Regions from separate parts of the Homo sapiens genome. Here regions 1, 3 and 4 are each linked to region 2. Evidence: chromatin contacts called from ENCODE Hi-C or POLR2A ChIA-PET data. All regions are on one chromosome and are shown on one strand. Each heading gives the region's core, a stretch centred on a gene start or an enhancer-like site at or near the end of the contact. The rest is flanking DNA. Distances are from core to core; before and after follow the strand shown. Region 1 holds the start of SAMD13 (sterile alpha motif domain containing 13). Region 2 has its middle 63 kb from the start of LINC01712. Region 3 has its middle 41 kb from the start of PRKACB. Region 4 holds the start of PRKACB (protein kinase cAMP-activated catalytic subunit beta).

The links. Hi-C counts contacts between places; a loop is a spot of excess contacts on that map. ChIA-PET counts read pairs that join two places held with the same protein, here RNA polymerase II (POLR2A). Pooled maps may share reads with other maps.
Region 1: a loop to region 2 is called in a map with no recorded cell type, with 3 times the contacts of the local background. The contact joins the promoter of SAMD13 here to the enhancer-like site in region 2. A Hi-C loop is called at or near these places in 3 of 37 single-sample maps with no recorded cell type and 6 of 50 pooled maps. POLR2A ChIA-PET finds 5 or more read pairs at or near these places in 1 of 52 experiments (naive thymus-derived CD4-positive, alpha-beta T cell).
Region 3: a loop to region 2 is called in a map with no recorded cell type, with 2.4 times the contacts of the local background. The contact joins two enhancer-like sites. A Hi-C loop is called at or near these places in 3 of 37 single-sample maps with no recorded cell type and 2 of 50 pooled maps.
Region 4: a pooled map shows a loop between it and region 2 (4-fold over the local background). The contact joins the promoter of PRKACB here to the enhancer-like site in region 2. A Hi-C loop is called at or near these places in 2 of 37 single-sample maps with no recorded cell type and 10 of 50 pooled maps. POLR2A ChIA-PET finds 5 or more read pairs at or near these places in 1 of 52 experiments (CD4-positive, alpha-beta T cell).

The regions. Positions count from the first base shown.
Region 1 is chr1:84,300,441-84,303,198 of GRCh38, reverse strand. SAMD13 (sterile alpha motif domain containing 13) reads right to left here and starts at 1,491. Exons shown (of 4, transcript NM_001134663.2): 1 at 1,398-1,491.
Region 2 is chr1:83,507,374-83,510,235 of GRCh38, reverse strand. No RefSeq gene overlaps it. Among named protein-coding and RNA genes, the nearest start is that of LINC01712, 63 kb to the right of the region's middle. RefSeq lists an enhancer at 1,574-1,733. Within about 2 kb of position 1,440, at least 7 of the 41 ENCODE cell types and tissues checked have a DNase peak (open chromatin) inside an H3K27ac peak, as active enhancers do.
Region 3 is chr1:84,102,239-84,104,967 of GRCh38, reverse strand. It overlaps a transcript of PRKACB not described here. Among named protein-coding and RNA genes, the nearest start is that of PRKACB, 41 kb to the left of the region's middle. Within about 2 kb of position 1,412, at least 11 of the 41 ENCODE cell types and tissues checked have a DNase peak (open chromatin) inside an H3K27ac peak, as active enhancers do.
Region 4 is chr1:84,142,927-84,145,712 of GRCh38, reverse strand. It overlaps PRKACB (protein kinase cAMP-activated catalytic subunit beta), which reads right to left and starts at 1,442. Exons shown (of 10, transcript NM_182948.4): 1 at 1,165-1,442. The coding sequence starts at 1,351. RefSeq lists a silencer at 1,374-1,423.

The sequences.
Region 1 (2,758 bases), core at 242-2,741, 790 kb before region 2:
TCAATAAGGGAGAAAAGCTTGTGTTTAATTCTTAGAAAGTGAGAGAAGAATATATATTCTGAATCGGAAACATAATGGTCCCTTTTACAGCTTCACACCAGTTCACGTATGTTTGTTTAAATCTCCAGTTCCCTCGGCGATTGGAGAGATGTGATTAAACCTAAAGAACTGGAGGAGACGGATTGGGGTGCTTTCATCTGTACTGGCACTCCCTGCCTTGACAATAAGCATTTGCAAATGAAATTGAATCCTCGTTGAAAACAAGTGCTGTGTGAACTGGCACAGCTTCTTCTGGGTGCCTAGCTCTCACTTAAGACACTGCAACTCATAAATGAGTCAAAGTAGAGAAAAACAATCCCCCTTTTCCTGCCCCCCTCCCATTATGGGCTTTGATTTGTTTTTTCTTATTGTGTTTGGTTTTTTTTTTGTCCACTCCCCCTTGCTCCTAGATTTTTTCATTGCAATGCAGAAGGACACTTAAAGCTTTTGTCAGCAAGTATTCCCCTACCTCACATTCTCAACGAAAGCCTCAAAAACCCGTCTGTGAGATGGCCATGCTGTGGTAAAGCAGGAAGCTCACAAAAAATGCCAGATAGCCCTTAGCACAGAAAGGTGGTGCTGGTGTGTGTGTGTGTGTGTGTGTGTGTGTGTGTGTGTATGTGTAAGAAAGAGTAGGTAACTCATTAGATTTATGAAAAATCATCAAAACATTTAAGGAGATATTGTAGCATCCATCACTCTGTCTTTTTGTTTAGTAGGATGAGGGCTGTGGAAAATTAAAAGCCTTCCACAATTAATATGCAATTAGCAAAATGAAAAAGCTACGAACAAAACTGCTTTAAGAAAAAAAAAAAAAAAAAAGGAAGAAACAGTCCCGAAACGTGTTTGCTCTTATTCAGCTGAAGCCATAAATTAAATACATTTCCACTCAAATCACTTTATACTTCGGCACTCCTTCTCTAGGGATTACTCTGACATGGCAAGTGCATCATTTAGTATATTCGCAAGATTTTATCACTGTTAGAGAAGTAGATGATTAACAAATAACACTGTAAGTGTGGGATAATTTTCACTCCTGAAACACACACATACACACAAACTTCCAGCTGCAAACCACTTAGATCATTGATAGAGAAATCCAACATTTAATATATATATATAGATATTAGCATACATTCACACACCGTTAGAGAGTAGACAGGAAGATAGTGCTGCTGCTCCATGCTAACAGAATATGATTTCACTTCAGTTGGAAACTGTTACACATTCACCATTTTCTAAGCATCTCAGAAAACAAAACAAAACACTCACAATGATACTCTGCAACACCACACTACATTGTCTTATTATTATTACTATTATTTTCTTTTCTGTGGAAGAGTAAAAAGAAAACCTACCTATAAGCAACTAAAAAATATCATTTTTTATAGGCTTATCAAGAACAGCCAAAGAAACCCCAATGTTTTCTTTCACAAAGTAGGCTGGCAAAGGAATTCAATAAGGAGGTACAATTTGACACAGTGAAATAAAACCAGGCTGGCTCTCAGCCAACATGACGTTAGGAATCACACACAAGCTGCACCAACTGCCTTCTGGTTCATGGCTGACTTTTTAAAGCTACAGTGTGCCTGTTCACTTTTGCTAACTACCTTCAGCACAATTAGTGCAAGAAATGAGTAAGGAGTCCAAAACCTGCAGAATTCTCCCTGCACCTGTCTTGTACAAAGAAAAACAAGCTGTCTCAATAGCTTCTTATTTTCTCCCTCCCCTTCATTGTTGCTGCATGATAGGTCTTAGCTGTTGTTCTGAGCATGAATGTCATGTTTCAAACTATTTCCTTTTCTCCCCAGAGGGAAAAATAAGAGTGAGAAGCCAGTGCTTATGGGCTATAACCAGAGAACACTCGGAAGCTGCAGTCCCATGTTACTCTTTTTTTCCTAATAGAGATTCATGGACAAAGTTCCCAGGGCTGGCTTTTAAGTAATCTCTTTGTGAGAATAAGGAAAGCACTGCCCAGCAGCAAATCCTTTTACTTCATTATGCAGGAAGTAACATATTTCGGAAAGGATGCAAAATAGATGACCAGATCTCCTGAAAACGCCCACATTCTTTTATTTTGGCATTTATCCTGCCAAATGAAGCCAGCAAAAATTCAAACTGAAACAAACAAAACCTTATTCTACAAAACGAAAACAATTAGTTCTGGGAGGTTTAATTTTAACTGTTTATCCCAGTTGGACAAAAAGCATAATTCAAGAAATTTAACCAACACTTACAATCTATGAGTACCCGGTACTATATTAGTTACATATGAATAGAAAGACATTATGCCCACCCCAAAATTCATAGTCTCTCCCGCCATCATCCTAAATACCAAATCAGAAAACTGGGAGGTGGAGCAGAGAGGCTGGGCAAGATCTTTTGTTTAAGTTACCCTGGTCATTCTCACAGTTCCCTTGCTTGGCTTAAACCACTTTTCCAGGAGAATAATCTCATCCCATTAATGTTCTGCACATACACAGAAAACATACATGGTTGCCTCTTCATTGAAATAAACATCAATCAACATTTGGACACTTTTAGGTCAAGATGGTCAACAAAACCACTCAAGACAGGGCACAGAACACAGGTTCCCCAGAAAGATCCTGGAAAAAGTTATCACTTGCTGTAATATCCTGTAGAATTCAGGTAGAATCTGAGGAAAAAGCTGCCTGCTTCCCTTTTTAAAAATAATCTTTTAGGACATTAGGAGATTACC
Region 2 (2,862 bases), core at 191-2,690:
ATTCTTTAGTTCTAGCTTCTAAGAGGTACATTAATTTATTGTATATCCCTATCAAGACATTATCTAGCTTGTGCTTGAACTCCTCTATCAATGTTTATGGCCTCCAAAGATATTTCATTCCATTTTTGGAAGGTTTTATTAGTAAGAAAGTTTTCCCTTGTACGGAATAGATTTTTTTTTGCTTACCTTTAACATATTATCTAACCTGAAGATCTACAGAATAAATCAGCTCTCTCCTTCATATAACAGATGTTTAAGTATTTGAAGACATCTAGCAGGACTTGATAGCCTTCTTACCTTTTGGGCACCATTTGTTAGCTCTTTCAACTATACCACTTAGGCCATAGTTTCCTAAAATGTTTCCATCCTTGTGGTTGTTTTTCTGCACGTGCTTCAGTTTATTAGTGCTTCTTGCAACGTATGCTTAGCAAGAAATACTATTCTTGAGGCACAATTCAGAAACACGAAAAGAGATAGCAATATGTTCCTTGGCTCTGGACATTAGAATTCAGTTTGTGCAATTTAAGATAACTTATTAACTTGTTTTGGCATCTCATGACAGAGTTAATTTGTTTTGGGTTTGTACTTAACTACAACTAATTGCTGAAGCACTGTTGGATTCTTCACTCTGGTTGTGTTTTTAAGAAGTTTTGATACAATTAGCCTTACTAGGCTTGTCAGTGACTCCCTAATTATCACATTATAATATATCACTAGAAACCATCTGAAGTCTTGCAAGGCATTGGTCATGGAAAGCATGAACATAAAATTTATCATCCAAACTTGGACTCTTTTGGGAGTAGAAGAGGGTGCTATTAATAATTACTCCAGTGTAAATAGAAACTGACCCAGCCAAGGTCCCAGACTGTGGAAGGATTAGAAGTGGTGTTTATGCATACCTCAATCTAAACTAGAATGGAGTTAAATTTATCGGTTTGAAAACTTCTGTTAACTATGAAGTTAGAAATCACAACTGTTTGACTTTATTTACTTAATTGTCGTTCGTTAATTTAATAGAACTATTTTAGCTTTTTTCCTCTCAATTCTGTCCTTTTCCTATGGGTGGACTTAAAGTATGCTTTATTTGACCCAGATTCCAGGTTGGCTACCACTTATTCTTCAGAGAGAAATACACTCCAAGCTAGCACCTCTGGTTTCTAGCAAGCTTTGCCAGACATCCCTCTTTCCCTGGCAGTTACCTCATGGGGTGTTTTTCCTCTCCTGTGAAATAGTCTGGCCAGTTGAAGTTACTGGGCAAGCATTTAATTAGCAACCATCAGCTGAATGCTGTGCAAGTAGGCTCCACCCATGGTCTCTAAGCTAAAGATCTGAAGAATTCCAAATCTTTCTACAATTCCCTTTGGGTGCAACAAGGAAGAGCCTTCAGGCTAACAGCCAACTTGTCCTCATCTCAACTCAATGCTCATCAGCCATTTGGGAACAGGCAGTTTTAAAACAAAACAAACAAAAAGCGCAATTCAACCTTTCTTCCAAATAAACTTTGTAAAGTATCAGATAAAAAAGAAATGTGTGTGTGCATGTGTGGGCTTTCTTTTTTTTTTGTCTTGTAACTTTCTTCTCTGGATGCTGCATATGAGCTATTTCCTGCCTTGTGGTCAGAGCCAGACTCCAGACTTGCACGAAATCTCAGAGTTTAAAAAGAGACTTGCTTTTGGGTGGAGTTGAGAGTTCGGGGAAGGGAAGTGAGGAGTAAGAATAGCTTTGAAGTCAGATACCTGTCTTCCTGATTCTGCTTGGTATTTTGCAGCAGTCTTACTAATAGTAATTATCTTCTGAAAACGTGTTTATAAGAGGTAAGCTAGATTTGCAGATAACTTTCGAATTAAAATTCATAAAAATGTTGCACAAAAATGTAATTTGTTCCACACCGTGGAAAGTAATATCCTGATTCCCTTTCTCTTCCTTGGCACTCCGAAGACATCAAGGAAACCACATGACCTCCATAATCTCCTCAAATCCTGTTTCTGAGGCCATGGAGACACATATCACAAAAGATTTAAACATTGAACACTAATGCTTTTACGTTAAAAAACATGGACTTCCTATTGAAGAGTCTGAGTAACAGGCAGATGAGCTCAAATTATTTACTTGTTGTTTGATTTACTTTAAGTGTACCAAATGCTTAAGGGCACCTAAGCTCATGTACAAAGGATAAATGCTGCAGCAAAGCTCAAGTCAGAATTCTATCCATCCTGCATGAAGCTGGGCCTAAGAAATTTAATCTTATCTACATTTCCCAAAAAGTGAACACACTGGAACAAAACCTGAGTTTTTGGGAAGTCATAAAAAAAAAAGAGAGAGAGAGAGACAGAGAGGAGACAGATGCATAAATCATAGTAAAACACTCAGCATGGTAACACTGTCCCTCTGGCTCAATTGCAGGCCATATTCTCCTAAATGCCCAGTTGGCAAGAAGGTTCTTGTTATAGCTGCTAAATCTTCCATGTATGCCTCCCTTGATACAAGCAAGACTAAATGTCCCCAACCCACAACAGGGATGATGCTATTATTTCATCATTGGCAAAGCTACCCCTAAGAGATGTATCTTATAAGATAAACTGAATGAATTTTTCAGATTCTGAAAAGACTATCTTCAATGATCAAAGCAGGCAAAGAATGTTTCATATCTCATCCAAGAAAGCTACTGTCTCAGTAGGTCATTTTGAGGCTCAAATTTAACACATTAATGGGTTCAAAGCATTAGTGGGATGGGATGAGTATAGAGATTCAGTATGCTCATCATCACCACTCCCCATATTTACACTGCCCCTCCACCAACCATATATACATAAAGGGAATCTGCATAGACTTGAAAAATGCCTGGTTGCTTTTGGAACAAAT
Region 3 (2,729 bases), core at 163-2,662, 590 kb before region 2:
TATCTCCAATTATATAATTACTCTAGAATTAAGTCAAAAAGATATGCTCACCATAACTGCCCAACTAGTAGATGCAAGGTACTGAGGAATAAACTTCTATTCCATGGAAAACCTGTAGGTTTAAATAAATTTGTTTACAATAGAAAAAGGGTTCCAGAGGGCTCTCTGGAAAGGACTGGGACATAGGCAGTTTGACATGTGATTAAAAGCATTGGTTCTACATACAAATGGCCACAGGTATATGAAAAAATGCTCAACATCACTAATCATGAGGGAGATGCAAATGAAAGCCATCTCACCTCGGTTTGAATGACTATTGTTAAAAAGACAATAGTCTTTTTGGATGCAGAGAAAGGGAACTCTCATATACTTTTAGTGAGAATGTAAATTAGTACAGCCATTATGGAACAGTATGGAAGCTTCCTCAAAAAACTAAAAATAGAAGATATAATCCAGCAATCCCAATGCTGGCTATTAATGCAAACGGAAGGAAATCAGTATATTGAAGAGACATCTGCACCCCATGTTTATTGCAGCACTATTCACAATAATCAAGATATGGAATCAACCTAAACATCTATCAACAGATTAACAGAAAAAGAAAGTGTATATATATGTATATAAACAATGACCTACTATTTAGACATAACAAAGAATGAAATCCTGTTATTTGTGGCAACATGGATGAGCCTAGAGGATGTTATGTTAAGTGAAATCAGTCAGGTACAGAAAGAAAAATACCATATGTTCTCACCCATATGAGGGAGCTTTTAAAAGTGGAGCTCATACAAGTAGATAGGAGAATTGTGGTTATTAAAAGTTGGGAAGAGAATTAGATAATTGTGGGTTACTACAGATTAGAGAGAGGTTAACTGATAAAAAATCACAGCTAGATAGGAAAAGTAAGGTCTAGTGCTCCATAGCACTGTATGGTGACTATAATTTACAATAATTTACTGTACATTTTCAAGTACAAGAGAGGATTTAAATGTTCCTAACACAAAGAAATGATAAATGTTTATGGTAAGGAAATACTAATTACCCTGATTTGATCATTACACATTACATATGTATCAAAATATTACTCTGTATCCTATAAATATGTACAATTATTATGTGTCAACTAAAAATAAAAGGGAAGGGGAGAACACTAGTTCTTACTGGCTCTGTGAGGTTGGGCAGGTGATAGAATTTTTCTACTTGTGTTTCAGTTATCTGTGTTATGTAACAAACTTAGTTTTCAAACAATCACCATATTTTGCTCACAATTTTCTGGGTCAAGAATTTGGGCAACACACAGTAGGAACTGTTCATCTCTATACCACAATGTCTGGGGTCTAAGCTGGGTGGCTCAACAGCTGCGAGAAGCTGGAACAGCCCAAATGAGGTCATAGGTCTGCTGGCTCACTTCACACTGTTTGCTGAGTCACTCTCTCATCTGTCTTCAGCTGAAGGCTGGGCTGACTAAAAGGCCCATGAAATAATTCACCTTATCTAGTGCTACCAATCTCTCTCTTTCTTTCTCTACCCCCCACCCCCACACCCCATCTCTCTGTCTCTTTCTCTCTAAGTGGCTAGTTGGGCTTTGAACAGCATGTTGGTCTCAGAATAGTCAGACTTCTTGCATAGCAGTTCGCTTAAAAGAGGACAGAGCCTCAACCCTGTAACGGATCTAGCATCACATCCACCATATTATACTGGTTAAAGCAATGAGAAACCCAGCCCAGATTCAGTGGAATGAAGAAATATGCTATGCTTCTAGATGAAAAGGGTGGTTAAGAATTTGTAGCCATCTTCACTTTGTCACAGAATACTCCTCCATTTTCAAAATATACTTTACTCCTTCCAAGACCCCAAGAAGCCTTATCCTAAGGTCCAGGATGTAATCTAAATCAAATGCAGGTATAGATGAGGCCTCTCAGATCCAGTTTCCTGAGTGCAACTCCTCATACTTAGTTTCTCTTAATCTAAAGACTTGTGAACTAAAGAGACAAGTTATCTGCCCAATACACGATGGTGAGATAGGAATAGAAATTGCAATGGATACTCCCATTCAAAAAGAGGGAAAACAAGAGGTATAAACACTCCCTCATCAATAGCAATTCTAAAGTCCAGTTGGGCACATGTCACTCATTCCTTGATTAGTCCTGAGAGTAGTTCTCCTTGTCTCTTAGCTGTACTCTCTGGCTTCTTGGCTGCCCTCTCTCAATCATTCTTTCACATGAAATGGCCTATGTGAAGAGGTGAGTAGCTTTTCAGCCTGCTTCCTTTCCACAGTAGGTGAGGGCCCGTACACTTTTTTCCTTATTAATTATCTCTGACCCTTTCAATCAACATTAATACAATTTCTTTTAAAACTCTGTGGGTTTCTCATATTATCAAATTCTAATATATTCCAAGAGACAAAAAGCCACATCCACATTCCCTTTGGAGAGGGCTTTCTCTACCTTGGGCCTCACATAAGACTGCTATGGGACAAGTCCTTAAGATTTCTAAAAACCCCAACTGTCTAATTTAGAGTAACGTGAGCCACACACAAGATTCTCTTTTTGCATTTTTGTTTTCATTTTTTATTTTTTTTGAGATGGAGTCTCGCTCTGTCGCCTAGGCTGGAGTGCAGTGGCGCAATCTCGGTTGACTACAACCTCCGCCTCCCAGATTCAAGCGATTCTCCTACCTTAGCCTCCCAAGCAGCTGGGACTACAGGTGCCCAACACCACGCCCAGCTA
Region 4 (2,786 bases), core at 193-2,692, 640 kb before region 2:
TCATATTCCTCATCCATCAACTTGCTATACAGTAAAGACTATAAATAACCCAAAACCTTTTAAGTGGAAAAAATGCACAAATACATGTTCTTCCTCAATCTCCCAAAAATAGTTTGAAGAATGTAAAAAAATTTCTGATTTAGTAAAAAATTAATTCAAATAAGCTTCTATAACACTGTCAAGGTGCTGTATAAACCTAGGAGTAAATTTTGTAAGCCATTCTTGATTTTGCTGTTGTGGTTGTTAAGCTGAGTTTTCTTCCTTAACTGCTACCAAATACATAAACAGAAAGAGTCAAACGCTAGTGCTATTTGATGATCAAACAAACACACCAAAGAGGGCAAAAGTTTCAAGGGTAATTCTATTGTTCCTCTAATTGGAGTCACAGAAATACCTTGAGGAGGGTCCAAGGTGAGATGTAGAATGGCGGCACTAGTATTGTTTATATGTGCAATTTATCTTTTAGAGTGTATGGCACCAAAAATGGTTCCCCAGCACCATTTTAGCAAAGCTGCAAGTTCAAACATTTTAACATGCCTGAAAGAATGTGATTCATGCATAACCAACTTTTCCTGCATTTGAGTCATATGTATAAATAACATAAAATATAATTATAAAGTTTTTGATATCCATAATGTTATAAGTGTAAGAATTTAGATAGAATAATTATGTTTTATTTTAGAAATTCCTGTTTGTAAAACTGAAATAACTTTCTCACATGCATTTAAAAATAAAACCATGGCAAACACAATAGAAATGTAATTATAAATTCAAGAGTCTTGTTGCCCCTTTCAAAGTTTAAAGCTTATAAATACAAGACATTTTAAGAAGTAAACAGATGGTTGTTTCTGAAACTTAAGTATTTCATTTTTATGTAAGAACAACAAAAAAAAGTACATTAGAAATGATGTAAGAATTTTATAGAAAATCTTGTCACTGATATTGAACTTAGTCAAAAATAAAACCATACAATGATGAAAGCTGAATGATTCAGCTCAACTTATAATCAAGTTTTTATGGAATTCTTTCAACTTCATCTTGCAAAATGTCCTTGTGAAAATCAGAAAACAACAAACAAAAGAGGGTTCTTTATGTTTGATTGTAAAACTCCAATTACCATTTTAGTTGCTAGTTATAATGTATCATTTAAAAAACAAAACTTACTTGATCTGTCCCATAAGGCAGTATGTTCAGAGAAATGAAGGCTGTCATTTTCCAGAGCTGTTTTCTGATCATGTGCAGTACCTTTAGAGTGTCTATGAAATAACCGGCTAGCAAAACCTTCCAATTTCTGAAGAGCTGTAGTTGTACCTGTATACTGGTTACAAGGTGGTTCTCTATAAGCTGCCATTCATGTGCATTTACACTTTACTTAATGTAACTGCAAATGTTTCCAGAAGGAGCTCACAACTTCTTACACAGAAGCTAAGAGCTATGCATGTGTCAAACTTCCTGTTTGCAGGGTATTCAAACCACTACTGCTGTTCTGTTTCCTGTTAATATAAAACAGCACATTACTGAGCTTTTCTTAGCAAAACACTTTTCAGCTAGAGTTGAGGATTTTAAAAACTTGCAATATCTGCCTAAAAGGCTTTATGTTTGGGTGTTTTAATATTAATATATAGGCTAATGAGAGCATTAAATATAAAGCTTTATATATATAGTAGGCTAAACATTCTTTAAAAAGAAAACTAGTTAAACATGTATGACAAGTCTATGCAAACAACTGAAGGCCAAGCTGTCCTCCAAACACAACATGCTAAAGACAGGTTGTATTTTTTCTAGGAAATCAACTAATATACAGATTTTATGAATCCTTATAAGCAGCTAACTTTTCATAAAAAAAAACTAGTATGAAATGGGTATGAAAAAACTCTTGCAAAACAAATTTATAACACGTATAAATAAAACAATGTGAAATAGCACTTTAAAAAATTGAATGTTTCTAATTCATTGATTTAGGCCTAATACATACAGGAACTACATACACTTAGTATGTCAGTATTGCTTATCAAACTTATAATCTGCTGACATATGTCTATTACCAGGGGTACATTTTAAAACATTCTAAAATTTGAAAAGAACAAAATACAAGATTTAAATTATATAAAATCCACCATAGCAAGAAATTTCAATTGAGAGAAAAAAGTTCCTTCTAGTTGGCTGAGACATGTTAATTTTAAAACCTTACCACTGAAGACTACTACTTACCTAAACCCCTGATTTAGTGATCTCACTTAGAAACACCTCTCTATTTTTTTTTAAACGTTGTTTCACTCTGTCTCCCAGATTGGAGTGCAGTGGTGCGACCTCTGCTCACTGCGACCTCCGCTCCTAGGTTCAAGCGATTCTCGCCCCTCAGACATCCGAGTAGCTGGGATTATAGGCGCGCACCACCATGCCCGGCTAATTTTTGTATTTTCAGTAGAGATGGGGTTTCTCCATGTTGGCCAGGTCAGGAGTTGTCTCAAACTCCTGGCCTCAAGCGATACGCCCGCCTTGGCCTCCCAAAGTGCTGGGATTACAAGTGTGAGCCACCGCGCCTGGCCAAAACATCTCTTTTGATTAAAAGTAAGTAAAACTTGCCTTGTCAATTTTCAGGAAAGAAAGTAACCTGTGGCATTTAACAAAAATTTTGAGTACTTGTTTTTTTGACACTAAAGGATAAGAAATTTCCGTGGTTCTCTTTGGAAGCAGAGGGGAGGGGAGGGAAGGGAAGGAAAGGAAAGAAAGAAAAAGGTCTATCTAAAACAATCTATCTAAAAAAATCTTACTTCAGATTTACT